2 separate regions of the Homo sapiens genome follow, and region 1 is linked to region 2. Evidence: chromatin loops called from intact Hi-C (ENCODE). Cell type or tissue: K562. All regions are shown on one strand. Each heading gives the region's core, and the rest is flanking DNA. Links, peaks and the distances in the headings are about the cores only.

What was found. A loop is a pair of places that touch in the nucleus more often than their neighbours do. Peaks named below come from ENCODE experiments on the same cell type or tissue, not always from the same donor. Only the 100,000 strongest peaks of a DNase experiment are listed, where the experiment ranks them.
Region 1: a loop joins it to region 2, with 6 times the contacts of the local background. A loop is called at or near these places in 14 of 110 quality-filtered maps.

What each region holds. Positions count from the first base shown.
Region 1 is chr1:101,006,610-101,023,430 of GRCh38, reverse strand. It overlaps DPH5 (diphthamide biosynthesis 5), which reads left to right. Exons shown (of 8, transcript NM_015958.3): 3 at 1,666-1,790; 4 at 9,613-9,721. Among named protein-coding and RNA genes, the nearest start is that of DPH5, 11 kb to the left of the region's middle. In K562, for the core only: no CTCF peak of the experiment used is centred there; no DNase peak of the experiment used is centred there.
Region 2 is chr1:101,120,100-101,136,920 of GRCh38, reverse strand. It overlaps LOC124900440. Among named protein-coding and RNA genes, the nearest start is that of DPH5-DT, 100 kb to the right of the region's middle. RefSeq lists enhancers at 8,778-8,827, 9,246-9,345 and a silencer at 14,141-14,190. In K562, for the core only: no CTCF peak of the experiment used is centred there; a DNase peak (open chromatin) is centred at 8,310.

The sequences.
Region 1 (16,821 bases), core at 2,108-10,107, 110 kb after region 2:
ACTGACATTTATAGAACAGTTACAGAACAGTTACTGTGCACTGTTTTAAATGCTTTACATGTAGATTAGGATTATTATTCTAATTACTGTTCATTTTGCAGGGATAGAGAAGTTAACAAACTTGCCTAAGTTCATGCAGATAGTGAATGATAGAGCCAGGAGATGAACCAAAGCAGTCCTGAGTTGAAGTCTGCCACTCTTTTTATTATTATTATTATTTATTATGTTTTTTTATTTTGAGACGGAGTCTTGCTATGTTGCCTAGGCTGGAATGCAGTGGTGCGATCTCGGCCCCCTGCAACCTCTGCCTCTCGGGTTCAAGCAATTCTTCTGTCACAGCCTTCTGAGTAGCTGGGATTACAGGCGTGTGCCATTGCGCCCGGCTAATTTTTGTATTTTTAGTAGGATGAGATTTCACCATGTTGGCCAGGCTGGTCTCGAACTCCTGACCTCAGGTGATCCACCTGCCTCGGCCTCCAAAGTGCTGTGATTACAGGTGAGAGCCACTGCGCCCGGCCGAGGTCTACCACTCTTGACCTCTACACTGTACTGTGTCTCTGTATTCTTAAGGATAGATAATAGCTACACAAAGTTTAACTTCACAGAACACCTACAGAGAAGGTAGGATTCAAGCAAAATGGTCAATGCTGGATCCTGCCCTGCTTAATAATTTGTTCATGTACTCATTTGTTTGACAGATATTATTGAGTACCAGATACCGTTGCACTACAGCAATCCTTATAAATTTTAATAACTCACTCAAAGTTCTCAGTATGTAAGAAACCGTATTATTTATCTATGCATCCAGTTTTACTCCATTTGAATTACTTATTACTTCTCAGGAAATCAGTTTTAAGATTCATGATCCTTCATTCTGTACTGGCTGACGAGATGAAAAAAAAGAAAAGGATTCATGATCTTGCATAATAGCCCGTAACCACTATCAGATGACTACTAGCTTACTAGCTCACTCTCTACTGGATTTGTTCTCTAGAGTTGAGCTGCAGGGAATTAAATCACAAAGCAGTTTGTTTGCAAACTTCCTACATATTTAGAATTCAGTTACTGCTCCTGCAACTCTGCCTTTTTAGCAGAAACTAAGGAATATAGTTTTAAATTAGTATCTTCTGCATTTATGTAGGAATGTTCACTGGTTCTGTAAACAGCTAATTTTCTATTGTTTCTCATTGGTGCTGCCTTTTTTTTCTAGCTGAGTTGCCATATGTTTAACCATTGAAAATTTAATAAAAGCTAAACCACCATGTTTGTTTAAACTTATTGTTTAATATATTTATTCTGTATTACATCATGTTTCTGAAGTAGGGCTCATGTGTACATATTCCGCATTCATCCTACAGTGTTCTATTTGGCCTTTAGAACCAAATTTAGAAATAAATTTAAAATGCAAAAAGCCTCAGATGTTAAGAGTTCCGCCTCCTTTGGGATATTAAGACAGCCCCAAATACAGAGTTTAATTGCAACATGACATAAAGTACTGGCTTACTGATGAGTTGTATTGAATGATCTGCATTTGGGTGGTTGCCAACATATGCACCAGTCCCAAACAAAGAGTGTGTGTGTGTGTGTGTGTGTGTGTGTGTGTGTGTGTGTGTTAGAATGGTCACCTGCTGTCTCTTTATCTTGATATTGGACTTATATCTGTAGGAAGAGTTTTATGGAAGAAAATTGGTTGTTGCTGATAGAGAAGAAGTGGAACAAGAAGCAGATAATATTTTAAAGGATGCTGATATCAGTGATGTTGCATTCCTTGTGGTTGGTGATCCATTTGGGTAAGTCAAGGCAGATATTTTGAGTTTTTAACTCATTTACTTTTTTTTAATCAGTAAGAATTATTCTATTGCATTTAACACTTTTACCTGCCAGGTCCTGATAAGGAACTCTGGTTACTTAAGCGCTATCTAAAATGTCATAGTTTAAACTTTCATGATCTTTGAGATTAGTGAAGAAAAGCTAGTTGGTAAATATATCATCATATGTATCACTACATTATCAAGTGTCAACTCTAAAGTTTGTATCATTGCTTCTGCTGTTTTAGAAGGTCATGTAGGGCAACAAATGCCTTAACTGCTATATCATTATTAAATAGTTCATTACATTATCAAAAGTCATGCCTGCCATTTTCTGCTGATAATTTCAGGCATCTTCGACTTCTTTTGTCCTAGGTTTTTTTTCCTTTTGTAATCATCTACTATTTGGCAATACTGCCGTCACTTTGCTTGCCTTGAATTTATCATTTATCAAGTCTCTGATTTCAGTTTCTTATATCCATTGGGAACCCTGTTCTTTGTCATTACCACGAAGATGGGCATCTACTGCCTAGTCAAGCATCATCAATCTCTAATGTCAAGCCAAACAGAAGAGTTCTTTGTCTACAGCTGGTTACCTAAGATTTATATCACAGATTTAAGGAACATAAGGACCATGTAAGACCTTGGAGGGGACTAGGAATTTAATTTAAATACAGTGGTAAACTTTTGCAGGATTCAAAGCAGGAAAAAGTCAAAATCTGATTAGCATTAAAAGGTCACTTTAAGTGCTTAGGTAAATGGATTTTAGGGAGGCAAGAACGTTTTTGGTGGAAAAGAGAAAAAGATGGGAACATATTTAGAAGAAGAATGCCAAGATGAATGTGGTGGATAAGGAAAAGGAAAGGAGTAAATCTGATTCCCAGGATTCTAGCTTTACAAATGAGTGGTTGGTAGTGTCACTTGAAAACTGGTAGAGAACAGGATTTGGAGAAACAAGAATTGGTTCTGGAAATATGTTTACTTTGAGATGTCAAGTAGGCAGTTAGCTGCTGCTAGAGCTTGGGATGGGAGGTCATCCTAGATAAATGGCTTTTGAAGTCATCAGTATGTTTATGGTGTTTAAAGCTGGAGGAATGGATAGAATCAGCTTAGGAGAGAAGAGTGGGAAAAGAGGACCTAGGATGGCCCTAGGAAACCTTGGAATTTCATCGTGTACCTGGAGCCAGAGGAGGAGGGAGAAAAAGCAAGAGAGTATGTTGTCACAGAAGCCAGGAAAAGAGACTATTCAAAAAGGAAAGACTGAATACCTTCAATATAATACTGAAAGTTTGACTGTAAGATGAGGACAGAAATATGTGTATGAATTTAAAGACATGATGTTTGGAGTTGATTAGTGGTGGTTTTATGGAGGAGCTGGAACTTGCGCTGGGTCTGGATAGGGTTCAACAGATGGAGATTATAGGGTGGGCCAGGAGAAAGGTAGAAGGAAGAATGCTCATATAAATGAAAAAACTGAGGCACAGAGAAAGTACCTTGATGTAATTAATTGCTCCCATGCTCAAAAACCTTCAGTGACTTCTCATGGCCTTAAATCTTGAAGTCTTTCTTTTTTCTCTAGCTACTCTTTAACCGCTATGCTAAAACCAAATGGTACAACTTTCCATTTCATAAGTGTTTTGTAATATTCTTCCCCTATTTCTTTGCTCAAGCTTTTTCCTTAAAAGAGTTCTTCTCAGTTCCTAATTATACCTAATTGTACTATAAAATTAGTATACAGCTCAGATGCTACCTCTTTCATTCCTGTTTTATTCCGGAGTGCCTTTTTTTTTTCCATTTTAGACTTCTTTAATTTGCCCTTTCTTAGTGATTCATCGTATATAGCCTTGTATTTGAATTCAGATTTAAGGAATATTTACTGTACTGCAGTTATTTTTTATTTACCGGCAGATTATAGTTAGGATATGATAGTTGGAAATGGCATGATGGGGAATGTGTAATTTTAATTGGAATATGAGTGGATTAAATGGAGGAGAAATCAGGTAAGGAATATAGAATGCAGCAAGGCACTGAAATTCTTAGATATGAGCAAAAAATATCCCTTATTTAATTTTAAGACCCCTTCTTATTTAAATAAAATATATAAAAAGAAGATTGTTTAAGATGCTGAATCTTAAATTCTTTTTTTCAGTACTTTTAAAATGGTAAAATGACACATGACAAAATGTGTCATTTTAACCATTTTAGTGTACAGTTCAGTGGCATACTAAGTACATTCACATTGTTGTGCAACTATCAGCACTGTCCATCTCCAGCAATATGAAGTTCTTGAAGACAATTTAAAGTCATAGTTAAGTAAGTTCATGTAGTCTCATCTTTGTTCTTTTACCCAGGTTATTGAAAGGAATATGGAAATAGATCACACAAAGAAAGTAAATGAGTCTAAAAATATATACTAAATCAATAGAACTTAATCACTGTGAGAGTTGACAGTCTCAAACATTCTATCCCTAAATCTCTGCATAAGAAGTCTTTATTAAACACACTGTTTCTAATGATGGTTCTGTTTTATTATTCCATTCTGTATTTCAATATGCTCTGTAACTATATTATTATAATGAATACAAAATTTTTATCCCTATGTTGTATGCCTTTTCCTTAGTGGCATCCATATACAGATAATATGTCCTGATGTAGGCTGACTGCTTCCATTCCATGTAATGAATGTGAACAGTGCTTGATACCTAATAACTATAAAATCAATGGCAGCATTATTATTAGTCTATTTTTCTTCAATATAAATAAAGCTGTCACATGTAAATTTATGTATATGATACCTTCCTGCCTCCCACTTCTTTATCCCCATGTTTTAGGTTGTTTCCTTATGGTAGATCCTCCAAAATAGGTTTTTAGGAATAAAATATCAAAAGGTGTGGACATGGACATTTTGTAGAATAAAGCATATTGTCAATTATTTTTCAAAAGGATAGTGCCAAGTGTTAGTGCTTCCATAGTTCATGAAAACGTCATTTGCGCTATATCATTGCAAACATTACTAAATTTCTGGCCCACCAGCCACACTTATGTCAAAAACGGAGACACTATAAAATTTAAAACAAACATACCAGCCGGCGCAGTGGCTCATGCTTGTAATCCCAGCAACTTTGGGAGGCTGAGGCGGGTGGATTGCCCGAGCCCAGGAGTTTGAAACCAGCCTGGGCAATGTGGCGAAACCCCATCTCTACTAAAAATACAAAAAAGTAGCCAGACGTGGTGGCAGGCACCTGTAATCCCAGCTACTCAGGAGGCTGAGGCAGGAGAATTGATTGAACCCGGGAGGCGGAGGTTGCATGAGCCAAGATCGTGCCACTGCACTCCAGCCTGGGCAATGGAGCAAGACTCTGTCTCAAAAAAAAAAAAAAAAAATCAAATTTTGTATATTCAAATTGGTCACCTTTGTGTACTTTATTTTATTGATTCCATTAATCAAAACATTTTTGGATCTCCTTTCTTGAAATTGCCTTTAGAACAATTTCAAGTAACAAGCATGTTATTACAGACAGATTTATTACTATTTCTGAGCATACATACATATACACATATATGATTTTAGATAGAGCCATATACCTAGAAATAGTAAATTTGTTTGTGTGTATATGTATGTGTCTACTCATTTTAAATAAACTTGTGATAGAGATGTAATTTTGAGCCAGTTTTTCATTTGCTTAAATAACTCACCAAGTAACTAATTTAGTTTTCTTTACTCTTAATGTTAAGTAGTGAGATTCTGTTGAAGGTGATATTAAAAACAATTCTTTATAATTGACATTCATGTTATTTTTTAAAAGCTTATTTGAAATCAAATTAATGATTATTTTTCATACCAGTTTTATTTTATGTATGTGATTAAAAACAGGCTTCCCTGGTGGGCATTTGTTAATTTGTTAATATATATCTGACTGCTCCATGGGGTGAAAGCCCTTTATCTTCCTACTTGGTATGCATTGACCAGTCCACAGGTTCTACTTGTTTGCATGTGGTTTCTCAGACATGCTAATGTTGCTTTACCCAGTAGGGCCTGGAATTTTTATCAGGAGGGAAAAAGGCCTTTAAAATGAAGTTCTAAATTGATAAGCGGTTACATTTCACTGTGTCCATGTTTATATTTATCTATAGTCTCTCTTTACTCCAATCTACCTACTTACAATCTTGAGATTTTATCTTAAAAATGGAAAGGCAACAGGTCAAATATGCACACATACGTACATACGCATACACACATCCTAATTACACACAGTAACCAAATAAAAACAGTTAAAATGACTGCTGGACAGATATAAAATCCAATATTATAGGAGATAGGACTCTCATATAAAGACTGAGTGACAAGCTGTGAAAATTTATGTACAGGCATACCTCGTTTTATTGTGTTTTGCTTTATTTCATTTCACATACATTGCATTTTTTAAAAATTGAAGGTTTGTGGCAACTTTGCATTGAGCAATCCTATTGGTGCCATTTTTTTCTGACAGCATGTTCTCACTTCCTGTCTCTGTGTTACATTTTGGTAATTATTGTGATATTTCAAGCTTTTTCATTATTACATCTGTTAATGATGATTTGTGATCAGTGATCTTTGATGTTACTGTTGTACTTTGGGTTGCCACAAACCAAGCGCATATAAAATGGCGAACTTAATTGATAAATGTTGTGTGTGTTCTGACTGCTCCCCACCAACCAGCCATTCCCCCAACTCTCTCTCTCTTCTTGGGCCTCCCTTTTACCAGAGACCCAACAATATTGAAGTTAGGTCAATTAATAACCCTACAATGGCCTCAAAGTGTTTAAGTGAAAGAGTCACATGTCTCTCACTTTGAATCAAAAGCTAGAAATGAGGAAGGCATATAGAAAGCCAAGAGGCTGGGTGTGGTGGCTCACACCTGTAATCCCAGCACTTTGGGAGGCTGAGGTGGGCAGATCACCTCCAGTCAGGAGTTCAAGACCAGCCTGGCCAACATGATGAAACCCCGTCTCTACCAAAAAATACAAAAATTAGCTGGGCGTGGTGGCGGGTGCCTGTAATCCCAGCTACCCGAGAGGCTGAGGGAGGGACAATTGCTTGAACCCAGGAGGTGGAGGTTGCAGTGAGCCAAGATCATGCTACTGCACTCCAGCCTGGGTGATATAGTGAGATTCCGTGTCAAAAAAAAAAAAAAAGAAAGAAAGAAAAGGAAAGCCAAGATAAGCTGGAAACTAGGCCTTTTTCATCAAACAGCCAAGTTATGTATGCAAAGGAAAAGTTCTTTTTTTTGAGAAGGAGTCTCATTCTGTTGCCCAGGCTGGAGTGCAGTGGCACAATCTCAGCTCACTGCAAGCTCCGCCTCCCGGGTTCACGCCATTCTCCTGCCTCACCCTCCCGAGTAGCTGGGACTACAGGCGCCTGCCACCACGCCCAGCTAACTTTTTGTATTTTTAGTAGAGACGGGGTTTCACCGTGTTGGTCAGGATGGTCCCGATCTCCTGACCTCGTGATCTGTCTGCCTCAGCCTCCCAAAGTGCTGGGATTACAGATGTGAGCCACTGCACCTGGCTGGAAAAGTTCTTAATGGAAATTAAAAGTGCTACTCTTACGAATGCTCTAATGATAAGGTAGTAAAACAGACTTATTGCTGATAGGGAGAACGTTTTAGTGTTCTGTATAGAAGATCAAACCTGCCACAATATTCCCTTAAGCTAAAGTCTAATCCAGGGCAAGGCTCGAACTCTCTTCAAGTCTATGAAGGCTGACAGGGGTGAGGAAGCTGCAGAAAAATTGTTCCAAGCTAGCCGAGGTTGGTTCATGAGGTTTAAGGAAAAAAGTTGTCTCTATAACATAAATGTATGAGCTGTGGAAACAAGTTATCCAGAAGGTCTAGCTAAGGTAACTGATGAATCACTACACAGTAGATTTTCAGTGTGGATGAAACAGCCTTCTATTGGAAGAGGATGCCTTGTAGGACTTTAATTGCTAGAGAGGAGAAGTGAATGCCGGACTTAAAAGGACTGGCTAACTCTTGGTAGGGCTAATGCAGCTGGTGACTCTAGATTGAAGCCAGTGCTCATATATATAGCCTTATGAAAATCCTAGGTCCTGTAAGAATTATGCTAAATCTATTCTCCCTGTGCGCTGTAAGTGGAACAAGAAAAGCTGAATGACAGCACATCTGTTTACAGCATGGTTCACTGAATATTTTAAACCCACCCTTGAGACCTGCTGCTCAAAAACATAGATTTCTTTCAAAACATTATTGCCATTGACAATGCACTTGGTCACCCAAGAGCTCAGGCAGTGTACAAGAAGATTACTATTGTTTTTATGCCTGCTAACCCAACACCTATTCTACAGCCCATGGATCAAGGAGTAATTTTGACTTTCAAGTCTTTCTATCTAAGAAATATATTTTGTGAGGCTGTAGCTGCCCTAGATAGTGATTTCTCTGATGAGTCTGGGCAAAGTAAATTGAAAACCTTCTGGAAAGGATTCACCATTCTAGATGTCATTTAAAATATTCATGATTCATGAGAAGAGGTGAAAATACCCACATTAATGGGAGTTTGGGAGGGGTCGATTCCAACCCTCCTGAATGACTTTGAGGGCTTCAAGACTTCACTGCAGGAAGTAACTGTAGATATGGTAGAAATACCAAGAGAACTAGAATTAGAAGTGGAGCCTGAAGATATGAAGGAATTACTTCAATCTTAGGATAAAACTTGAACAGATGAAGAGTTGCTTCTTATGGACAGGCAAAGAAAGTGGTTTCATGAGATGAAATCTATTCTTGATGAAGATGCTGTGAACATTGTTGAGATGACAACAAAGGATTTAGAATATCATATAAACTTAGTTGATAGATTACTAGCAGGGTTTGAGAAGATTGGCTCCAGTTTTGAAAGAGGTTCCACTGTGGGTAAAATGGTATCACACAATGTTGCATGCTACAGAGAAATCTTTCATGAAAGGAAAAGTCAATCAATGCAGCAAATTTCATTGTTTTATTTTAAGAAATTGCCACAGCCACCCCCATCTTTAGCAACCACCACCCTGATCAGTTAGCAGCCATCAACATGGAGCCAAGACCATCCACTAGCAAAAAGATTAAACTCACTGAAGGCTCAGATGATTGTTGGCATTTTGTAGCAATAAAGTGTTTTTAAACTAAGGTATGCACATTTTCTCGACATAATGCTGTTACACACTTAACAGACTACAGTATAGTATAAACATAACTTTTATATGCACTAAGAAACCAAAAAAATTAATGTGGCTGGCTATATTTTGATATTCACATTATTGTGGTTATCTTGACCCAAACTTGCAATATCTTCATGGTATACGTGTATATTCTGCCTTATATTTTAAATACAAAGACAAAGTCTTCAAAATAGAGCAGTGATTCTAGTTATGCCCTAATTTAGAATTTTAGAGCAGTAATTTTAAGAATTTAAAAGGGCTCTGAGACCAAAGAGCTTAAGAATTGCTGCTCAAGAGTTAAGTTGCTGAGCTTATATTTCATAGATGTCTTTTTCACGTATTTACAGGACAGTGGGCAAGTAAAGGTCCCTTTCTTAAGTAGCTGCCAAGGCTGCTTTAGGAGTGTTACAGTAGCAACTCAGCATTTTGAAGGGCATGTTTAGTCTTGCATTTTCTTGCTAAAAAGCTCAGATGAAAGCCTTATGCAGGTGTGTGGAAGAATTTGAAGAAAGGCAGTGCTCCTGCCTCTTTAATTGACATGAACTCAGGAAATATAGCTTTACTGTCTTAAAAGTGTTGTTTGCTTTAATCCAATCTAATCTTTTCTCACTACAGGGCCACAACACACAGTGATCTTGTTCTAAGAGCAACAAAGCTGGGAATTCCTTATAGAGTTATTCACAATGCCTCCATAATGAATGCTGTAGGCTGCTGTGGTTTACAGGTAATGCAACAAAGGAGGTTTTTCAGTGGAATTAAATAAAAATGTTTTATTTTTCCACAAATTGAAAATACATTTAATTGTATTTTATGAATCATAAAACATACTACTATTTGATACTAGGCTGCTTAGTATATACATAGACTGAATTTTTTAACACTAATTTTTTTATGCTAGGTTTTCCCCCTTATTGGAATCGAATGTTTAGATTTAGCTAGAAAATGATTTTAACCTTAAATCCAACTTGTACTTACATAAAAAGGAAAATATAAACTAATCCAAATGACATACTCAGCATTGTCGAGGCCCATGATTTTTCATATAGTATTGTTTTGTGTGCTGTCAAGAGCATTGTGATGCTGCATTTCTTAATAGAATCAGTATAAAAGCTAAAAGCCAGTGATATGGGCTTTTAAACCAGGTTTGCAGTTATTGATGTGTAAAGTTAGTTATTTTTGTGTCCAACAGTCTTGGTTCTGAGGGGTTAGAGTGCCCCACAATTGTTTCCAAGATTTACTTCTTAGCTACTATCATTTATATCTTTATCATTTATATCTTAGCTACTATCATTTTCCAAGCTTGGTGTTTGTATTCTGATGTTCACACATGGATAATCCATGACAACTATGACTGCTGCTTGGCTAACAGTGGTTTTAAGACATCATCAATTGTTAAGACACATTCCTATTTTCAGATATATCATAATAGGAAAACAACATGCATCTTAGAAGCTGTGAAATAAGTATTTCCCAGTGTGTCTTCCTGAAACACATAATTTAAAAATAGATATTTTCAAGAAGATACATTAGCATCAGGCACCAATGCTATGTCTGTAGCTTTAGAGGACTATATTTTCTGTATGACTTGGAGAGAATAGTTCAATTTAATTGACTAATACTGGCTTTTTATGTCAAAATGTTGCCTGTGTTTATGAAGAACTAGAGAAAAAGTATAAATGATTGACCTGACCTGACAGTATTCACCACTTGCTCTTAGTTGTTATGTTTAAATTAGCATGGAATTTTGCTATCTTTTTTGTCCAAAATGCATACTTTTTAAAAAACCTTGCCCATTCAAGTCTTTTTTTCCCATTTTGAAACCCTTCTGAACATTTCTGTGTTGGAGTAAGTCAAATGCTGTTCATAGAACTATAAAATGTTAGCACTACAAAGAATGCTATAGGGATGGAGAAAATGATGCCAAAATATGTTCCCAAGGTCATTCAGGTAGGTAGATGGAGCTAAAACTCTTGATCCCTAGTCCAGTATTCTTCCCTTCTGGGGGTGTCCAAGGGAGAGAGTACAGTCATGGGTTCTTAGTTTCTGTTGCTGGTTCGGCCAGTAAAGCCCCTTCCTCATCCCTCTTTTCTGCTTATCACTAGAGACAGAAACTAAAAACCATGGCTTCAGGCTGCTAAAAGCCTAAAACAAAACAAAACAGAAAAACAACAACAAAATAAGGCAGACTGGACAAGCTTGTGACAATGCTGCCTTTTAAGAACTGATGACGGATGGCTGGGCGTGGTAGCTCACGCCTGTAATCCCAGCACTTTGGGAGGCCGAGGCAGGTGGATCACCTGAAGTCAGAAATTCAAGAACAGCCTGGCCAACATGGTGAAACCCCGTCTCTACTAAAAATACAAGAATTAGCTGGGCGTGGTGGCAGGGACCTGTAATCCCAGCTACTGGGGAGGCTGAGGCAGGAGAATCACCCTAATCCACAAGGCGGAGGTTGCAGTGAGCTGAGATCGCGCCATTGCACTCCAGCCTGGGTGACAAGAGTGAAAACTCCATCTCAAAAAAAAAAAAAAAAAAAAAGAATTGATAATTGCTAGAAGAAAGAAAAAAAGGAGAGAAATTATCATTTGATAAATAAAGATATGTAAACCTTAAGCTAATAGGACATACATTTTTACCATATTTCATATAATTTTGTGTCTTGTAAAGAAAGTTAACTAGCCCTTTCTCCATATTTTGCTCTAAATTAAGCTATTTTTAATTAATTTTTTTGCTTCTTTATTAAGCATAAAAATAGAACACATCCCATATAAATCTGTTTTATAGACTGGTTAAAACTAAACCTGGGTGACCCTGTCCTTCTGATCCTCCACACTGATAGACAGGTAAAGTGTAATTGTTCTCGTGTCTAAATTGGGTGAAGGTATTTGAGTGGGAATTTACGGTGAGAATTAGCAGTCTTTATGTAAGCACCTACAGTCATATCCACATATATTATTTTTCAAAAAACTTTCTCACAATTGTGTATGGGATTTCTCTAAACAGCCACACACCATTTTCCCCCCAGCTTAGTTTTATTATCTAATCTGGATATGAAATGGCTATTTGTGTGAAAAACAGGAGGTGCCTTTTAAGGTTCTGTCTTATATAGTGATCACATTTCTATGAAGATATACTTCTTATACCACTGAAATTATTCATATCAGAAGAGGTAATTGTTGATTCATTTTTGTACAGTTTTTTAACATAAAAAGCATTAAAAATCATATGCATGACACACTTAAATTTTAAAATAAATGTATAGATATCCTGCATAATGCAAGTACTTTGACAAAGTCTTCTTCCTTATAATAGCTGGCCTTTTTCTCTTTACTTTTTGGACTAGCGCTTATGGAAGAAAAAATAACCTAAATCTGTGGTTCTCAGACTTAGTATTTATTAGAATCACCTAGAGGGCTTGTAAGACAGGTTGCTGGGCTTCATATTCAGACTTTCTGATATAGTAGATCTGGGATGGGGTCTGAGAATTTGTATTTGTAACAAAGTCTCAGGTGATACTGAAGCTATTGCTACAGGTACCATACTTTGAGAATTACCAACCTAGACAAATTAAAAACTTAGAAAGTGAAAGAACTGTGTTGTCTTTTTTTTGGCATGGCAGGATTGGAAGAGTAGGTTTTTAATTCCCAGTATACACTTGTTAAATGTAGGATGTTGAGAGGTTATCTTGCCATGCTCTCTTGCTCAATTTTTTAAAAGGGAGATAAGAACCACTGTGAAAAGGCATTCTGTCATCTCCATGAAAGAGCTTTCCATGAGTTCAAAAACAGCCATCAAGTTATTGAACAGAGTAGATTAAAGAGTAGCAGTATGAAATTTCTAACCTAGAAATAGACAGACTTTTCAGCTATCAATTTATCAACCCCCTTTGAACTATTCTGTTGTTTTTGTTATTTTCTAAAGAAACAACATGCAGAGTTCAGAATCAACCACTGAGTATTGTTCATTACCTTTGTAGTTTATTAGCCAACAGAAAATTTTTGTTTATCACTATGATGGTAAAAATTGTTGTATAACTATCTAACACTCCTTCATACACACAGACATTCACACACACAGCCAGTTGATACACACTATCTTACAGACTTGCCATAAAATAAAATTCTCTACCACAAACTCCATATTCCTGATGAAAATTTTCCTTGTAAAATAAAAAGTGTATTAGAGGCTTCCAAGTTAGACATCTTTAAAGAGAATAGTGATCCATTCATTCAACAAATACTGTTAACCTACTTATTTTTCTAAGTGCCTTTGGATACAGTGATAAACTTGACCAATAGGGTCCTTGCTCTCAAAGAGATTCTATTTTAGTGGGCAGAAGAGACAACATCAATAAAATGATAAATATTAGATAATGGTAAGCATAAGAAATTCAAGTAGACTGGTATTTAGAGAGTGACTAAGTCACTACTGAGGTCGGGAAGGTATCTCTAAGAAGGTGACATTTGAGATTCGATATGAATCAAGAAGGAACTAGCATATTCCATACAGAGGAAACAGTGCAAAGGCCCTGAAGTGAGAATGAGCTTGGCTTGTTAAAGGAACCAAGGAAGGGCTTGTTGGACCATAGCAGGCAAGGGAAAGAGTGACCTGAGGTTGGATAGGTGGATAGGGCTGTATCACTAGGCTCTCATTCAACATTAGGAGTTTAGATGTTATCCTAAGTGACATAAATTGACATTGAAGGGTTTTAAGCAGTATAAATACTTGATCTGATAAATTTTTTAAAACATAAGCTTTGGCCAATATGTGGAGATTGAATTACTGCCAGGCAAGATTGGAATTGAGGAAATTCTCTAAATTACAGTCATTTAGAGGAAAGATGATGGTGGCTTGTACTGTATGGAGTAGGGCATAAGAGAAGATTTAGAAAGTGAACTTGTAAGAGCATTTTCTATTAAGAGAATTGAGATTTGGGGAGATGTAGAGAGCCATTTCTGCCTTACTGATAGTCCTAGGAAAGGAATTGGGGTCTTTATGCTAATGGGTCCTTTTCCACCATCTCCACTACCACAGTTATTATGGTTTGTACCCCCAAAGACTTGTCTATAGGCCTGGATTCTTCTATTACTACTGCTCGATTGGCTTCCTACTTTGATTGGTTCTGTTAAACTTGTTATTGCTAGAGCAGTTGCCTCCTGTCACTAAGAGCCCTGTGCCAGTCTTTCTGTGCTTTCAGGACCATAGATTAATCATAGAATTGATTATGTGGAAGAGTATGATTAGGTTTATCTTACTCCTAGACTCTTGAGGGTATGGATGTTGCCTTGAAGTCTCTACTAATGTCTTGGGAAGAGTTAAAGTCATGGGGTAGGTATTAAATACATGTATGTTAAATGAAAGAAGCCAGACATAGAAGATCATGTATTATTTGATTCTGTTTACATGAAGTGTCCCCAAAAGGCAAATCTGTAGAGACAGAAAGTAATTAATGGTTGTTTGGGGCTGGGCATTACAGGGATTGACTGTGAATGGACATAAGGGGTCTTAGTTGGGTGATGAAAAATGTTCTAAAACTAAGTATGGCAGTGGTTGCACAGCGTGGTAATTTACTAAAAAGCATTGAATCATATGCTTGGAAGAGTTATTGTTATGTGATGATAATGCAGTAAAGTGGTTAAAAAAATGAATTATACGAAGTTAGCTAGATAGGCAAGAGGGCAGAAGGCATTCCTAACAGAGAGAGAAGTGTAGTTAAAAGAGAGAGTCTTGGAAGCACTTTAGGGAATCTGTAAGGTATTGCAGTAACACACACACACATACAAATATGTGCATACATAAATACCAAAGAAACCTTGGCTGTCTAGGGAGTCAGTTAACACGAGGCTTAGAATATATCTATGTTGAATAAGAATAGACTACATATTGGGTAGAATTGGTAGAGGAAAAATATAATGGAAAAGATTTAGAATTGAACTTCAACTTAAAAGCCCTTGTTTTACTTCTTGCCTAGGCAGTAACTAAGGCGTCATCTTCTCTGGATCTCAGATTACTTTACTGTAAGGGTATGTGGTGAGGATTGGGAGGGAGACTGGATGAGAATGTTGGTTTTCAAACCACACCATGATGTATGAAGATGCTTTAGGGATTCTGCAGACAATGAAGTAATGACATAACACTAAATAACAGAGATTTAGATCCTCAGGGAGCCCAATCATTATCTTTAACTCTATTGATGTTTTACTTAAGAGTAGTTCATTTAGAAAAAAAGAACTAAATGTACACTAAGTGCCAGTAAGATGTATGAAAATTACTAAACTAGATAAGGTCTAATATAGATTTGGAAGCCAAAAAGCCAGCCTCTTTTCCAACATTTAGCAAAGATTATCTTGACTGAGATACTTTAGGTACTCAAATTTTCATTCAATAAATTTTAGGATTTTTCACATTAAAATAATAGTTATAAACACATATACTTTAAAATCATGTTTTTAAATTCCTAACATATTTCTAACACTTGTATTTGTTTAACATTTTGCAGATTTTTCTAATGAAAGAAAAGCCTATTTGTATGTCTAAAGCCAGGCATGTTGGTTGTGTTTAGATGTCCTGGTAATGAAAATTTGCTTAATAAATTGAGGATCACTCTTAATAAATCCGAGATTTTTCTCAATACACAGAAGATAGGAGAATAAAGCACTTTTCTTTGTTTTTTTTTTTTGGTTTTTGTTTTTGTTTCTGTTTTTTTGTTTTTTTCGGGGGGGACGGAGTCTTGCTCTGTCGCCCAGGCTGGAGTGCAATGGCGCGATCTCAGCTCACTGCAAGCTCCACCTCCCGGGTTCATGCCATTCTCCTGCCTCAGCCTCCCGAGTAGCTGGGACTACAGGCGCCCACCACCACACCCAGCAAATTTTTTTCATATTTTTAGTAGAGACGGGGTTTCACTGTGTTAGCCAGGATGGTCTCAATCTCCTGACCTCGTGATCTGCCTGCCTAGGCCTCCCAAAGTGCTGGGATTACAGGCATGAGCCACCGCGCCCGGCCAAAGTCCTTTTCTTGAATTCTTGAGTTTAACATTTCTGCAGAAGCAGTTAGCTTAGACATACAGAATCAGAATTGCTTCCATTTAGCATTGTTCCTGCTTTAGAAGAACCATTTTCCTTGATAATAAATGATTTCTATGCTCACAGAAAATTAGGAAGATATATTGAGTATAAAAAGAAAATAAAAAAGCATCCATAGTACCACCACCTAGAGATATCCACAGTTACCAATTTTGGCACATTTCAGTCTTTTTATTCAACACTTAGTATGTGTATATTTACTTGATCTTATAGGCCAAACAAATATTAGAAAAAATTACAAATTCTGAAATACTTCTTTGTATAGAATTTTATTATCTTTCTTAATCATTTGTGTGATAGAATATATTAGTTCTCTTGTAGAAATTTGGTGACTGAAATGGTTTTAAAACATTTTAAAAGGCAGATAAATGAGACAGTTCCATGAAACCAGGTAGCAATGATTTCAGATAAAAACTGCATTATCAGTTGTGGCTGACTTCAGAGAAAAGGTTGTATAATTTCCTATCATTGTGAAATGTTTCCACTTTCTCTTGCTATTGCATGAGTGACCTTGAGTATTGCCATATGTTCATCTGTTTATATAATGCATTTCTAGTTTGGAAAAATGTATATTACTTTCAGAAAGTAACAACTCATTTCCTCTCTTTTTTTTAATACCACAACATTCATTGTGATAGTCAGCATTGTCGACCTTGTAGTGATTCTTATCGTTACTTTTCAGAAGCATTAATTGGTTTCATTGTTGTCCAGGGACTAATGTAGTCATGAAAAACCCTAGCTT
Region 2 (16,821 bases), core at 4,978-12,977:
TACTTCCATGACCTTTAATGGCTTTCAGTGCAGTCAGACCAACTCTGCATATATATTGACACTATGAAAACCACACAGATAAGCAGTTTTGGGTTTTCATGCTTTATTTACTTTGGAGCTTAACAATCATACACATATTTCCCTGTTAGAGGTCCCAAAAGCTTTGTTCTGATCTTGAGTTGCTTTTGTCTGTTATTCAGCGTTTGGATTGCTTTATAATTACTCTATGAATGTATGTATTTTAAACATTTTTTTTTTCTAGGAATAGTTCTATTTTGTTATTGGGTGCACTGTATTTATGTTTCCATTAACAGAAGTATGAAGAGTCCAGTTCAAGCTGAGAAACTCACACTCCACTGCCATACATCTGGGGAGATGCAAACAGACAAGGAAGGAAGGAATTTCTGCAATCACTAGAGGGACAGGTTTTGCAGCAGATCACCCTCACATCTACAGATGCTCTCTATTTCTTTTCACCCAGAGGCTTCAAATTGCCCGTTGACATCTCTGATTTTGCCAAGAGATCACGTGCTTCAGTTAGTTCCCATTCCCTTGTATCATTTAGGACAGAGTAAATTCTTCCAGAACACTAAAGAAATGAAAGTTTTGAAAAATTCGATTTTTTTTTAATGTTTTTAATTGTAGGAAAAGGTACATAAAATTTACCATTTTAACCATTTTTATGTGTACAATTCAACAGCGTTACATACATTCATGTCGTTGTGCAAATATCACCAGTATTCATCTCCAAAACCTTTGTTATCATCCCAAATAGAAACTTTGTATTCAGTAAAAAATAGCTCCTTGTTATCCCTTCCCCACACCTCCTGGAAGCCACTATTCTACTTTCTGTTTCTATGAATTTGACTATTCCAGGTACCTCAGATAAGAGGAATCACATTTGTCCTTTGTGTCTGGCTTATTTCACTTAGCATAATGTCCTCAAGGTTCATCCATGTTGTAGTAGGTATCAGAATTTTAATTTTTTGAAAGCCAAAAATATTGCATTGTATGTATGTATATACCACATTTTGCTGATTCATTTATCCATTGATTGTTCTTTGGGTCATTTCCATTTTTGGCTATTGTGAATGATACTCTTATAAACATTGGTGTACAAATATCTGTTCAGTCTTTACTTTTAATTTTTTTGTGTATAGACATACAAGTGGAATCGCTGAATAGTATGAGAATTCCATGTTAAATTTTTTGATGAATCGCCATTTTGCATTCCACAATGGCAGCACCATTTTACATTTCCAATGGCAGTGCACAAGAGTTCCTATGTCTCCACATCCTTGTCAACACTTGTTATTTTCTTTGTTTTTTAGTAGCCTTCCTAATAGATGTGAAATGCTATTTCATTGCTATATTTTAATTATTAATAAATCAAATTTCTGGCCTAAATTTCCAGATGTTCTTAAAAAAGATTTGGAAGTTACTACAGACAGTTTTATAGTAAATAAAGAATATTTTATAAGATTCTTAATGTGGTGCCATCTTATTTGAGGAAGTGAATAGTTAAACAACTATTAGCTAAATAGCTAAAGAGCCATGCAGGATACACAAATAAGGGAAATAGTCTTAAAGACATACTTTATTGAAATGCACACAACACACAATCCTAATTGGATTAGGTATTTAGAAAACGAAGACAATAGAATCTTTTCCATGTTTCTACATGGGCACTTGATAGCCAGGTACCAAGCTATGGGAAACAGGGGTTGGGGGGTAGCTCAGGGGAAAGGGAATTATACTGCACATCCAGGTGGCCATGTTCAGTTTGCAACTGAGTTTAGAAAACGGGAGAATGCTGAGGCTGAGGGAGACATTTTGGAGTCATTAGCCTATGGTGATGCCATTGGCCTGGAATTGTCAACTCTGTGCAGGCTGAGAAGGGACTCCAAAGGGCAAAATAGGATGCACAATAGTTGAGGGTAGACAGAGGAAAAGGGACAAGGAACAATTATAGAATTAAGAGAAGTGGTTCCCTGGAATCCAGGGAAAGAAAGATTTTAAAAACCAACTTGTCAAAACTGCAGACAGATTGGATAAATAAATAATGAAAACTGCCTACTGGATGTGGCACCTAAGCAGCCATGGGTAACATTCATAGAGCACTTTCAGTTGAGGGGTGGCAGGAGCCTGTAGGAGTGGGAAGAAAGTGGAGAAAGTGAACAGACCTCAGTCTTTCAAGAGGTTTAAGAATGAATAGAAGGAGAAATTCAGGATGGTGAGAAAAGCACTGTTTGTTTTGCAAACTGCAAAAGACTGGAGCTTGTTTATAGGCTAGAGGGAAGGAGCTGAAAGAGAGGAAGAAGCTAAAGACACAGGAAAGAAAAGAGGCAGCTGATAGCTGTAGGTCTTGGAGAAGGTGGGAGGGAATGAAAGCCGGAGCACAGGTGGCTGGATTAGCCTTAGCTAGGAAGTAGGAGTGTGAAACTCTCCTTCTGGAACAGGGAAAGCAGGCAAGGTCACAGCATGCAGAGATGTTTATAGAAGTATCTAGAAGTAGGGGAAGGGCAGGAAGTTAAGAGCACCCATGCTTGATATAACCTTTGTGAAATCGGAAATAAAGTCATCTATTAGGAAAAGGTTATGTTTCAGAAAATCAATATGGTTGAATAGTGCAGTATACATTGAATGAGCTAACTGTTAAAAGTAGAACACTAATATAATTGTCCAGGCATGAAGTTATATGAGACTTAATGGAGTGATTAGAAATGAGGTTGGAGAAAGAGAGGTGGACATCATGCTTTTTTCTCATATTCTTCTGAAAGTCAGAAGCAGTACTTCCGATAAACAAATCCCAATAGACAATATCCATGCAATGGGAATTGCCACATGACATCAGTATTTAAAGCTGTCTAAAATTAGGCCAGCCGCAGTGGCTCACGCCTGTAATCCCAGCACTTAGGGAGGCCCAAACAGGCAAATCACCTGAGGCCAGGAGTTCGAGACCAGCCTGGGCAACATGGTGAAACCCTGTCTCTACTAAAAACACAAAAAGTAGCCAGATGTGATGGTACATGCCTGTAATCGCAGCTACTTGGGAGGCTGAAGCATGAGAATCGCTTGAACCCAGTAGGCAGAGGCTGCAGTGAGCAGAGATAGAGCCACTGCACTCCAGCCTGGGCAACAGAGCAAGACTCTGTCTCAAAAAACAAACAAAAAAAAGCAAAAAATAAAAATAAAAAAAAAATAATGAACTAGAACGAAGCATATTTGGAGAAATAAGACTCTCTAAAGACCAAGTTGTGAAATTGCAAAGAGATTAATGTATACTTTTCCTACCTATTTCAGTCTCTGGATTATCTAAGTGCCTACACACACACACACACACACATACATACACACACACACACACGCCATTTTTATGTGTGTACAAATATACAGGGGATATACAAATTAATTTGGGTGGAAGTAGGGTAAAGGCAAAAGGAGCCTGACCAAAAACCCCATATAAACCAGAAATGCAGATCACAATTATGAATAATTCACTTCTTTATTATGGCAAAATATACATTACATACAATTTACCATTTTAACCATTTTATTTATTGTTTGTTTGTTTGTTTTTGTCCTGTTTGCAGTTTCATACATGATCATCAAACTGCTGCTAGGATGCACACACCTATTACTGCAAATTCACAACCTAGGAAAGACTTTTCCTGGGAATTTACTTTAGGTCAGGGTTGGGCTGCCTGGTACAAGGCTGCACCCACAACTGAGCAGGTTCAACAACACAGGAGCCTTTCCCAAGACCATCATTTTAACCACTTTTAAGTGTAAAATTCAGTAGGATTAAGTATGTCACATTTGTGTTCATGCATCACCACTATCCATCACTAGACAGTTCTCGTCTTCCCAAACTGAAACTCTACCCATTAAACAACTCCCCGTTACCGACACTCCCACCCCCTGGTAATTGCCATTCTATTTTTTGTTTCTATAAATGTGGTTATTCTAGGTACTTTATGTAAGTGAAATCATACAATATTTGTCCTTCTGTGTTTGATTTATTTCACTTAGCATACTGTCTTCACTATACCTGGTAAGGCTCTTTTGATTAGGGAAAATTTGCACAGAAAAAAATACTGAATTCTTTTCCAAAAATTTCCAAAAATACAGAACAATATATTTGTTCATTCATTCATTCATGCATTCAACAAGTATTTATTGAGCCCATATTGTGCCAGGCTCTTCTTCTAATAAGCCATTGGCAGGAGATAATAAAGGAATCATACTAATCTCCTTACTAGATCACAGTTATTCTTCAATCAACATAACTCAAATTATCTGTCTCAGATTACTAATGCCACCAGTGGCTCACTTCCTGGATCTTCTTACATTGGCATATCATCGGCTGAAGAGAACAGTGGCAGAGTATCAAAAGAATCAAGCCGGTTTCTATCATGATAACTCCTGTGCATGGAATTTTTGCTGCTGTCCCTTCTTTCCAGAAATACTGACACTCAGCTAGCACTAAAAATCACAGAGGGAGAACTGGCCTATATGTTATACCCTTGTTAATATCTGACTTAACCGCATGTTAATCTGCTTTATCCTGTACAGGTGCACTGGACATGAACCATGCTTCTTCCAGCCAAAATATCAAAAAATTCACAGAAAAATCTGAGTGTTCAGTTTTTCTTGAAAAGGTAGAAAATCTGGTATTCCTGGGCCCATGTTCTCATGTGTCGAGAAATGACTAGGGCCAAGGAATAGCTGTCTCCTGTAAACAAGGTTTTCACCACAGTTCTCATTACTTCATATATATATATATATGTGTGTGTGTGTGTGTGTGTGTGTGTGTGTGTGTATTTCATATATATAGTTCATATATATGCTTATATATATAAATACATATATACGCTTATATAAAAATACATATATACTTCATATATATACACATATGTGTATATATATGAATATATAATTTTAAACATCCAGTTCTATATATACATAACTGGATTTTCATTTGTCCATTCGCTCATGTTAAGTATCTACTATGATAAATCATTGTGTTAAGCATTATGGATTGTTAAACACTGTGACTGTACAATTAGCTCCAGGCACTTTGGGGGAAGAACAGAGCAGAAAACAGACATAGCTGACCTTGGTCAGAAAAACTACCCTGGCTGTAAGGTCATTCTTCCTTAACATAGTGGTAAGCAGTTCAGTCTGCAATATTAGGCAATATCTGGTTGAGCACTGATTTCTAAGGTGGGGTAGAAATACTAAGAGCAGAAAGATAGAATGTAATGATTCCTGCAAAATCCTCTCATATGGAATAGGCCTCCCAGATAAGGGCTATACAGTTTCAGTTTCTAGAGAGAGAAGGCTGGCAGGTAAAGATAGGAGAGCTCTGAAAAAATGAAGGAGTTGTTATTGGTGGTGGTGGTGGTGTTGAGGGGGGTATGGTAAGACACTCACTGGTGGGTCTGAAATCACTGCTGCAATTGCTTCCTTTGTCAGGATTAAGCCAAGGCACTGAGCAGGGCTGAGCCTGCAAACTGAAGTCCCTCAGTTCTACGCCTGAGCAAGGTAAGAAACTGGGTATAACTGATGCAGTAGACTTGTGTGTGAACTACTGTGTTATAGAGGAGAGAGTAGCCCCTGACCTGGGGGAGTCAAGAGGTTTTTCAGAAGTGGCATTTTACCCAGATCTTCAAAGAAAGTCCAAGTTTCACATATGGAAGTGGGGATAGACGAGCAACCATCTAACAAATGTATATTAAGTGTCAACTAAAAACAATATGCTAGGCATATAAAGATGAATAAATTAGAGATCTTACTTTCAAGCAGCATAAAGTCTAGTGGGGAGAAACATATTAAGCTCATTAGAATGAGTAGAAATTAATGAAATTAATGTTGAATGAAGTGGCAACATGAAAACAAGAGCAATGAATTCTTCTGGGAGGAGTAAGAGGAGGTTTTATAGAGAAGCGGAGTTTAAGGTGGGTGCTGACCGATATGGAGGAGTTCACCAGGCAGATTGTAAGAGCATTCCAAGCTGATGATAGCATATGACAGGGCATTGACCCTTGAAAATGATTTCAGAGAACTGGCAACGATTCATCACTGCTGAAGCTTAAGGTAAGAAATAGGACGCTACGGAGATAACGCTGCAGAAGGATAAGGGCTGAAGAACCTCTGTAAGTTGAAAAGAATGCCAAGTAGCCTGCAGTGACTGGAATGCAAGATGCATGGGGAAAAAAATGGTTATTGCTGAGGTTATGCAGATAGTATAGAACCGCTTAAAACCAACGTGTACTGTGGATCTGTTTTTAACTTTTTAACAGGTATAGTCCCCTCAAGAATAGATAATTCCTATGGATCCACTCCCCAGAAACCTATGGAGTATCTCAAATATCTTAACGCCCATACATTGCTCTCCTGGGAGTTCTCAGGTCTCAGCTAAGAACCGTTGCTTTACAGCAGTGCTTTTGGAGCTTTTATGTAGTGACCTAAATAAAAATAGTAATATTTGTATAATATGCTGGGTTACCGACAGAAGCTGCTTCAGGTCGGAGGCAATTAACTGGGGTTCTAGCTGCTTTCTCCCACCCAGGTGCCTCAGAGGCTAAAGTGATTAAATATCATGTCACTCTTGTAACCTATTTTGTTTTCACTCTTCTGAAGGTTCTTAAGAAGAAGAGTGAAACTATCAGTGCCACTTTTAAAAGGACGATTCCATCATCAATGTAAAGAGTAGACAGGAGGCAATCAGATGAGTTAGAAGCTTTCCTAGAAGTGACTTCAAAGGCTTGTCATGTGTCATTAGTGGTGAGGATAAAAAAGAGGGTATTCTAGAGCTTTTTAAGGCTAGAATCAAAAGATCTGATGACAGTGGTAGCTTCCAAATTTCTATATACTAGGAATTTAAGGGCTTCAGTTGGGTTAGAAAAAGGACTTTGGTTTATAGCAGCAAAATTCACAATTGCAAATACATGAAATCAGTCTAAAAGCCCATCAAATGAGTGGATAAAGAAAATGTGACACACACACACAAACACACACACACACACACACACACACACACACACACACCATGGAATGCTACTCAGCCATAAAAAGGAATGAAATAATGGCATTTGCAGCAACCTGGATGGAATTGGAGATCATCATTCTAAGTGAAGTAACTCACGATTGGAAAACCAAACACCAAACATCATATGTTCTCAATTATAAGTGGGAGCTAAGCTATGAGGATACAAAGATGTAAGAATGATATAATGGACTTTGGGGACTGAGGGGGAAGGGTGGGAGGGGATGAGGGATAAAAGAATACACATTGGGTACAGTGTACACTGCTCAAGTGATAGGTGTACTAAAATCTCAGAAATCACCACTAAAGAACTTTTCCATGCAACCAAACACCACCCGTTCCCCAAAAACTATGGAAATAAAAAAAGTTTTTTTAAAGAAAAGAAAAAGGACTTTGGGAATTTGGAGGACCATCAAATATGTTAATGTAGATTGTCCACTGCACAAGTGAAGTTTTATTGGTGTATGCAAAATAACTGTCAAAGTAATTTACCTGAAGAGGTGCTGTTTTAAAAACTCAAATGTAAGCATGAATCAGTGAAGACTTCTTTCAGCTTAGATGCTGCAGGAGGTTTTAGCCCAATAAAAGGTGACTTGATAAGCAATATTACTGTTTAAAGTGTTGCCACAAACTTAATGAAAAGTCTAATAAATAGATTTTCATCTCAGATATCTGATGTCTTGTATATTTTTATAAGCACTGGCTAATGAACATAGGGCTTTTTCTCCCCTCATCATCACATTTTAGTTTTATCTGATGAAAAAGGTGTGGTTCATGATCCACAATAACCACTAAGCTGCCTGAGAAGGAGCAGCACAGTGTGTGAAATTCTTTTAAGTATGCAGTAATGAGTATAAATCAAGTAGACTATGTCCAGTGCTCTTGTACCTGATCCTGTGAACATCAGTGATCTAATTAAAAATGTGTTCACCAAGTCCTTCTTCTGCATTATTTTTGTCAGCATGGAGGTGGCATAGACATAATTTTATTTTTTCTAAATAAAACTGTTGAGGGGATTTCCTTCCTGCTTCTTTCCCTCTTTAAACTCTCTGAAACAGACTTTTAAAGGTTTCTTTTTTTCATAAATGATTACATTAATACTCTGAATTTTAAACTGATTTTTTTCTCTCTCTCCTGGAATCAAACCATGATCAGATTTTCTTGAACTCTGGCAGTTGAGAATTCAGGTAATCCTCAAAGAAGCAGACTGCAGCTTAGGAAGGGGCGGCTGACCACACTGGTCTATGACCTGGGTGCTTTGCTGTTATCTGTTACAGACAGCTGCTCTGTTTCATACAAAGTTCATTTGAAGACTATGAAAAACATTGAAGTCAGATGCATGAGAAGGCAAAGCTGAGCGTGTCAACAAAGAGAATGAGCTTGATCTAGTGCATAGCTCACAGGGAGTTAAAAAACAAGGCAGGGAAATAGAGTGGTTTCAGAGAGATTCCCACCCCACTTTACAGCAGGAAGGAAGCCCAACCCTCAGAGACTCAGGGAGGAAAGCAACGCTAGATGGATTCTCCTGCATAAAGTGCCCCCACACAGAGTCATGTGAATTTGCATAGATGCACAATGCATGCAGCACTTCCTCCTCTTCTAAAACCTGTTGTGAAGATGTGTTTCTACACCAGGCTTACTGTGGCTATTCTTTATGTGATTCAAGAATCAGAGAAGGTTCCCCAAACAAAAAATAGTGTGACTTTGTGCTTCCCCAGCCAGATAGATATGCAAACAGTTGTAATCGCAGTCTCCAGAAGCCCAAGTCTTGTCAAAAAGGGGTTCTGAAAAATCTATAATCTTTAATATTAACATAATTGTTAACCCACCCCAGGATTTTTCAAATTTTTCAATATTATGCCATGGTAGAAAACAACTTTGTATTAAATGTATCAAAACTTCTAGTACTAAAATAATCTCATCCATGTCTCAGGATGCGATTCATTTCCATCAGAAACCCTTGAGATTGCTAATAAATATAAATTTCCCATACGGATTCCTTTAGAAGCAGTGGGATATTAGACCTACATTCATAAACAGTGAGGATGTAACTAAACATGATACAAACTGGACTGGGCACAGTGGCTCACACCTGTAATCCCAGCACTTTGTGAGGCTGAGGCATGCGGATCACGAGGTCAGGAGTTCGAGACAAGCCTGGCCAGCATAGTGAAACCTCATCTCTACTAAAAATACAAAAATTAGCCAGGTGTGGTGGCACGCGCCTGTAGTCCCAGCTACTCTGGAGGCTGAGGCAGGAGAATCGCTTGAACCTGGGAGGCGGTGGTTGCAGTGAGCTAAGACCATGCCATTGCACTCCAGCCTGGGTGAAAGAGGAAAAAAAAACAGATGACACAAATTGTCAGTGTATCATAACCAAATCATAATTTCATTGCAATGGAAACTCAAGCTTGATTTCCATCCCCGCCCCCCCCCATTTTCTGGCCCTGTTTACAGCATGGCCCAAAAGCAGATCAGACATTATAAACAGTAATACAAATAATGATTTGATTTTTTTGAAGGAGAGGTAAGATTTAATTTCCTTCAGTTGTGCATCTTTAAATTCTTCATATTAGAGCTTTATTTATTAAAATATTGAAAACAATATTAGAAATGTAATTTTTATTATGAAAATAAAGACCTAGAAGTATAGGATGCGATCTATACAATTCCAGTGGTACCTTTTCCCTGAGTAAAAATGTACATTTCACTCCAAAAATGAGTATTCTACTTTTGTTTTGATATAACAAATATGATAATAAATTAAACTTGATTAAAATTATGATACGTTAGGTAACTCCACAGTATATTACTGTGAAGAGGGTTAAGAAAAAGATGACCCAGAGGGAATCTGAAATCTTTTTGTTGTTGTTGTTGAGACAGAGTCTCGCTCTGTTACCTGGGCTGGAGTGCAGTGGTACAATCTCAGCTCACTGCAACCTCTGCCTCCTGGGTTCAAGCGATTCTCTTGCCTCAGCCTCCCGAGTAGCTGGGACTACAGGTGTGTGCCACTACACCCAGCTAAATTTTTGTATTTTTAGTAGAGACGGGGTTTCACCATGTTGGTTGGCCAGGATGGTCTCGATCTCCTGACCTCGTGATCTGCCCGCCTCGGCCTCCCAAAGTACTGGGATTACAGACGTGAGCCACCGCGCTGGGCCGGGAATCTGAAATCTTAATGTAGACTGGGATAATTCTAATATTTATAATTTACAAATAAGCTCAAAACTTCCATTTCAACCAACTTTGTCGATCTTCTTTCTCAATGTGGCCAAATCTATAGTTAAATATAAATACAAGTATATGTTAAACTTCAATAGAAACTTTAAAAACTAGGCTAATATGCATATTTTACCAGTATATTTGGGAAATAAGTTGTTTTGATTGAATGAATTGTCTAGTTTAGCAAGGATAAGAACACTCTTCTTTTGTTGTTTTGACCTACATAGTGAAAAACCTAGCTAAAATATATTCATTTACTATCTTCCCTTCATAGGAAGAATATGACAACCATAAATAAGAAAATTATCCTGGATCTTAAATTGCTGAGGCTTTTGCTTTTCTCATTCCTTAATTTATTCATTTATTCACATATTTACTGAGCACCTACTATGTGCCAGGCACTATTCTGATACAAGCTCTATTTAATATTATTATACATGCCATAGAAGACAATATAAACCATGGAGCTCAATGTGTAAAAATTCAAAGTTATACCTTGGAAACATCTCTTAAAAATCCTTTGTGGGCTGGGTATGGTGGGTCATGCCTGTAATCCCAGCATTTTTGCGAGGCTGAGTCAGGAAGATGGCTTGAGGCCAGGAGTTTGAGACCAGCCTGGGCAACATGGTGAGACCCCATCTCTACAAAAAATTTAAAAAGTAGCCAGGTGTGGTGGTACATGCCTGTAGTTCCAGCTACTCAGGAGACTGAGACAGGAGGTTTGCTTGAGCCTGGGAAGTCAAGGCTGCAGTGAGCTGTGTTTGTACCATTGTGCTCCAGCCTGGGCAACAGAGTGAGACCTTGTCTCAAAAAAAAAAAAATCCCATCAGCTTGTGTTTGGTGGTAATATGGCTATTTTGCCTTAAACTTTGCAATGTCTTTCCTCCGAATGCTCTTAAAACAAACTCTGTTTAATTGAAGATTCTGGTTAATTACAGTTTTGCTGCAGTGCAAGATAATTTTGTAAAGCAATTGCTACAACATTATTGGAATCAGAGATTATTTACTTCTGCATGACTGACAGAAATCCACTATGCAATCAGCAGTCTTTCTTCACCGTCTGCATGAAAAGGCCATCTTTGAATAGAAAAGACAGGCAGTGTGACATAGAAAGGGTACAGCTTCAGAAGTCAGACAAACCTGGCCATTTAACTGTGGGGTAAGTTCTTAAAGCTCTTTTAGCCTTAGTGCCCTTACCTGAAAAATGGAATAATGTCCAACCTTAAAGTTATTCTGATGATTTGAAAAGATAAATGTTGTTCATTCACTCTGCAAATATTCACCAACTGCTTTATCCTGAGGGTAATAGGCAATCACTGTAGGTCTTAAACAGGAGTAGTAACGTAATTGAACTTTGGAAATATCACCCTGGCTGCAGTATGGCGAATGAATGAGGGTGAGGTAAGATTGAAGGGAAACCAGTTAGGACCTGTTATTGTTAGGACCTGTTACAGTTAGGACCTGTTATTGCTCAGAGACAAGTGTAGCTTTCACGTAAAAGTAGAGGCAGTGAGGATGAAGAGAAGTAAATGGATTTGAGAAATTTTAAAAGTCACGTCAAGAGGAGAGGGTAAAAGGTTGGATGCGGATGGTAAGATGGAAGGTATAATGAATATCTCGGTTTCTTGCTTGGTTGTTTGTGGATGGTGGTGCCATAACTAGGAGAGGGAAAATAGGAAAAGGTCTTGTGGCAAAGATGACAAATTCTGTTCTACACAGGTTGTTTTTGAGGTGCTTGTGGGACCCCCCCACCCAAGAAGTACTATGCAACATGCAACCCATGACTAGAAATACAGGTCTGGAGATAACTCAGGGGAACATGACAGAGTAGAAGCTAAGCATTGGGGGCTATTACTGTGCAGACTTCCCAGTTGGTTAAGAACACCTCTGCTCCTTCCACTGGTCTGGGAACATCCCCAGCTCAGTGAACATGAGCAAGTTATTATAGTGTAGTATAAGCAATTCATTATTTGGAATTGTTTTGCAACTATTAGCACTACCTGAAAAACCTGTCTGCGTTCTGGCTCAGCCCCTTAGTTTTCTCAATGCTACTGAAAAAAGAGTCTCTCTATTGTCTCGTTTCTAGTAGTCTGTTTATTAGTTCTCCACTACAGTTTCTTAGAAGTTCAAATTTTTTGCAAATCACAACCACAATGAGATACCATCTCACACCAGTTAGAATGGTGATCATTAAAAAGTCAGGAAACAACAGGTGCTGGAGAGGATGTGGAGAAATAGGAACACTTTTACACTGTTGGTGGGACTGTAAACTAGTTCAACCATTGTGGAAGTCAGTGTGGCGATTCCTCAGGGATCTAGAACTAGAAGTACCATTTGACCCAGCAATCCCATTACTGGGTATATATCCAAAGGATTATAAAACATGCTACTATAAAGACACATGCACACGTATGTTTATTGTGGCACTATTCACAATAGTAAAGACTTGGAACCAACCCAAATGTCCATCAATGATAGACTGGATTAAGAAAATGTGGCACATATACACCATGGAATACTATGCAGCCGTAAAAAAGGATGAGTTCATGCCCTTTGTTGGGACATGGATGAAGCTGGAAACCATCATTCTGAGCAAACTATTGCAAGGACAAAAAACCAAATACCAAACTCCGCATGTTCTCACTCATAGGTGGGAATTGAACAAAGAGAACACATGGACACAAGAAGGGAAACATCACACACCGGGGCCTGTTGTGGGGTGGGGGGAGGGGGGAGGGATAGCATTAGGAGATATACTTAAAGTAAATGACGAGTTAATGGGTGCAGCACACCAGCATGGCACATGTATACATATGTAACAAACCTGCACGTTGTGCACATGTACCCTAAAACTTAAAGTATAATAAAAAAAAGTTCAAAATTTTTAATCTGTTTTCAGGATAGGATTAAAGTGTATGTTCTTCCTCATTTAGGTTTTTCCATACAGCTGTTGAGAGTAACATGTTGGAGTCAAAGTAATGAAGTATAGCTATACTTCATAACTGGGGTTGGGGGGGCGCATTTGAGTTAGAGAAGATACAATTAGCCCCAAGACGGAACACATCTAATGCATTCAGGACCTATGTGGAGTGATGCTCCAGTGAGGAGATGCTGAGATGACGCTGGGGAGGCAAGAGGGAAATGTGCAAAAACTCAGAGGTAAGAACATCACTTATTCAAGGAATTGAAGTTTCAGTAAATAAGAGGGTAAACGAGTGAGTCTGGTGTGTGGTATTTGTTGAGGGAGGTTGAGATCTTGGAGGGCCTTATAAGCCACATAAGGAAGAATGGACTTCATGACAGCAGCTGCAAATTATTGAAGAGTTTTACATGAGGGAGATTTGCAGTTTAGAAAAATCACTTTGCCACAAGGAGAATGAACTGGATGAGGCCAGAGTGGCTGCGGTCAGGAGGCTATTACAAAATTTCAGGTGAGATGCAATGGTGGCCTAATTTATGTTAGAGAGACAGGGAGAAAGAAAAGTGGATACACTCAAGAGATACTGAATAGGCATCATTTGCAGAGCGGTGAATATCTGGATGTGGGGAATGAAGGAGAAGAGAAAGGTAAAGCATCACTGTTATCCATGTTTTCGGGTGTGGGCGACATATGGTGTCAGGGTTCTACTCTGTCCCCTCCTTGATAATAATGGTCCCTGTGTCGTCTCACTTTTAGGGAAATAACACCAAGAGACGCAAACCTTGTTCAATGTAAGTTCCCTATTGCTTCTGCCAAAGTATAAAGCATAGATTCATAATTTTGTTAAAGTTATCAGAAAGTACATTCCTTTTAGCACAAACTGTAATATTCTATAAATTGAGTTACCATGTAGAGAAAAATACCTGTGATCGCCAATTCTGAGATTTGATTCTTGAAACCCTGAGCATTTTGAATTTCTCACACGCTGACCACTAGTATGAGCCACTCTTTCTGTTTAACAGGTATTTAAAAACGACTGTGGCTTACCACAGCCCTCAAAGGGTTTTTTTTCTATTATTACACCAAAGACTTTCCTCTGGTATGTTCAGAGCTACTTTTTAAAATGTAATATATTTTTTAATCCAGTTACCCTGAAGTGCTTGCTTTTAGTTTGTTAGTAATTCTGCTTCAGACAGGATGTACTTCATTTGAAAAGAAAAAGATAGTAAAGGAACATTCAAGAGTTTCTCTGAAACCATTTTAAGAAGCAATAAAGCTTCATTACTTTTTTCCTAAAAACACAGAATTGTTTTTAGTAAATACTATAAAGAAAATGTGCATAATTTTAAGAAAACAGTATTTTAGGATGTATTTGGTAATAACTGATTGTATTTGAAATTTTTTGTAGAGGAAGGAAAATAAGAGAATTGTATGTGAGTCTTTTGTTTGCCAATTTAGTTGTGGGAGACAGACAATGAAAATTCATTACAGTTAAATGTGCTGCTTATTTATCGTAGGAGGAATGATGATAGTGATGTTGAAAACAGAAAAAGGAAGTTTTTCTACAGCTTTACCTATGTATGTCATGCTTTCCAGTTTTTATTCAATTGTTTTTATAATGAAAATAGTATATGTTCCGTGCTCTCATTTAACTGATAGAAGTGGTTGATAGATAATAGATTAGCTGGGCCATTATTAATGTTTTTGTTACTTTAAGCACTTTTTTTGTGACTACTTTAAATGTGGCTTTGTTTTGTTTTTTCACTTTGGGAATACAAAGCAAAAACTTCAGCACATTTTACTTACACTGATAGCAAATATTTTGCTTTCAGAATCTTACTACATTTTATATTTAATGAGTTACACTGGAGTAGAAAATGTTACATTTGTTAAACATAACCCATAATTATCCCAAATTTTAAATATTAATACATCAAAGCTCTTTCTTTTTGTGGAAATGAAACCCTTCTAAGTGTACAGTGGATAGAACCAGGTTTACATCTATTATGTTACTTACATTTTCCATATCACTTGGCATTGTCTCCAGACAGTCTTACATGAGATAATTCCATGCGCCCTTAGAATATTTTTTATAAAGAAATACTGATACTCAAGATGATTTTCCTCATTTTAGCCCTAGCCTCTAGAGGATATGTTAAAGTGATTTATATTAATAACCATCCTTTTTTTAGATAGAAGACTTTATAACCTTTGATTTCTGTAATACACAAGGAGAGCCCTGCTATCTATCTACTTGTTAGGGAGACAACAGATGGGATTCTTTGCACTGAAAAGAAGGCTTAACTAGGTGACCTTTCCTAGGATTCATCAATAACAAGGAGATCATAAGGTCTTCATGTATTATTTTATTTATTCTTTTAACCTTCCTCTGCAGTAGAGGAGCAAGTACTTACTATATACTTAATCTCATCTTATAGCTAAAGAAAAGAGCTATAACTTCTTCCAAATCACCTAACTATTCCCTATAGATCTGGATCCTAAATCTTAGTTTTCTGACTTTCTTTTCTTACAGAATAACCATAGTAGCTTATAATCAGCTTCCTGCACACTTTTTTTTCTCAGTAATTATACTAGTTCTATAATATTCTGACAGAGGTATGAAGATGAGCTAATCTGACTTTAGATGACTCATCAAAGCAAGCCAATGGAAAAATGTAAAAAATAAATTTTAATCTTCAACTTAAAATCTGCTTGGTTAACCATGCAAGTAAAGGATTTAACACATTTATTTGGGATCACTGGTTTAAATCTTCATGACAGTTAACACCATATATTCTTTTGGTAAGACAACCTTACATTTTGAAGTTCCTTACCATGATGTAAAATTGAAACATGTAAAAATACGTTTCTAAGATCAAAAGAGTGATAGGGACATCAAAACGCATTGCAAGATAATGGTTCAATGTCATTTTGGCATATTTTTATAAATACAAACTATTTGAAAAACTGTAAGTTCTCTGTTATCTAATGTTTTATCTTTCAAAACTTACCATCATAATAACAAAGGAGCAGTGCTATTCTAAGTAGAACTTTATTTGTTAGGAGTTAGTTGTTTTTCTCTCCCAAGAGATATATCTAGAACAGGGTCTAGTACACAGCCAGGGCCCAGCAAATATTTGCTGGAGGAATAATAAAAGAATACATGAGTCTCAAGTTCTGGAGAGAAGTCTGGAATGCAAAATAGGTTTGAGGATCACAGCTAAAAAGAAGGATTCTTGACAAATGGAAGAAGAGTGTGTAGAATGAGAAGTACTCAAGAATGCATATAGATAAGAGATACGAACTTGGAAGAAGGATATATCACATCATCTGTAAGTAGAGTTCAATAAGGCAATTAGTACAAAAGAAATATATAAAAATCAGTGATTCTCAGACACAAAATTAGTTTGAAAATGTGAAATAAAATGTGTCATTGATAATAGCATACATATATAAAAAATTTCAGAAACATATTCAGGACTTACTGGAAAAAACTACAAATCTCCACTAAAAGACATAAAAGAAGATTTGGATAATGGAGAGCTAACCTCAAATTAGATGATAAATTTTGAAATCAAGGTTTCAATGGCCCATTACACATCTTATTAGAATAGCCAGAACCCAAACA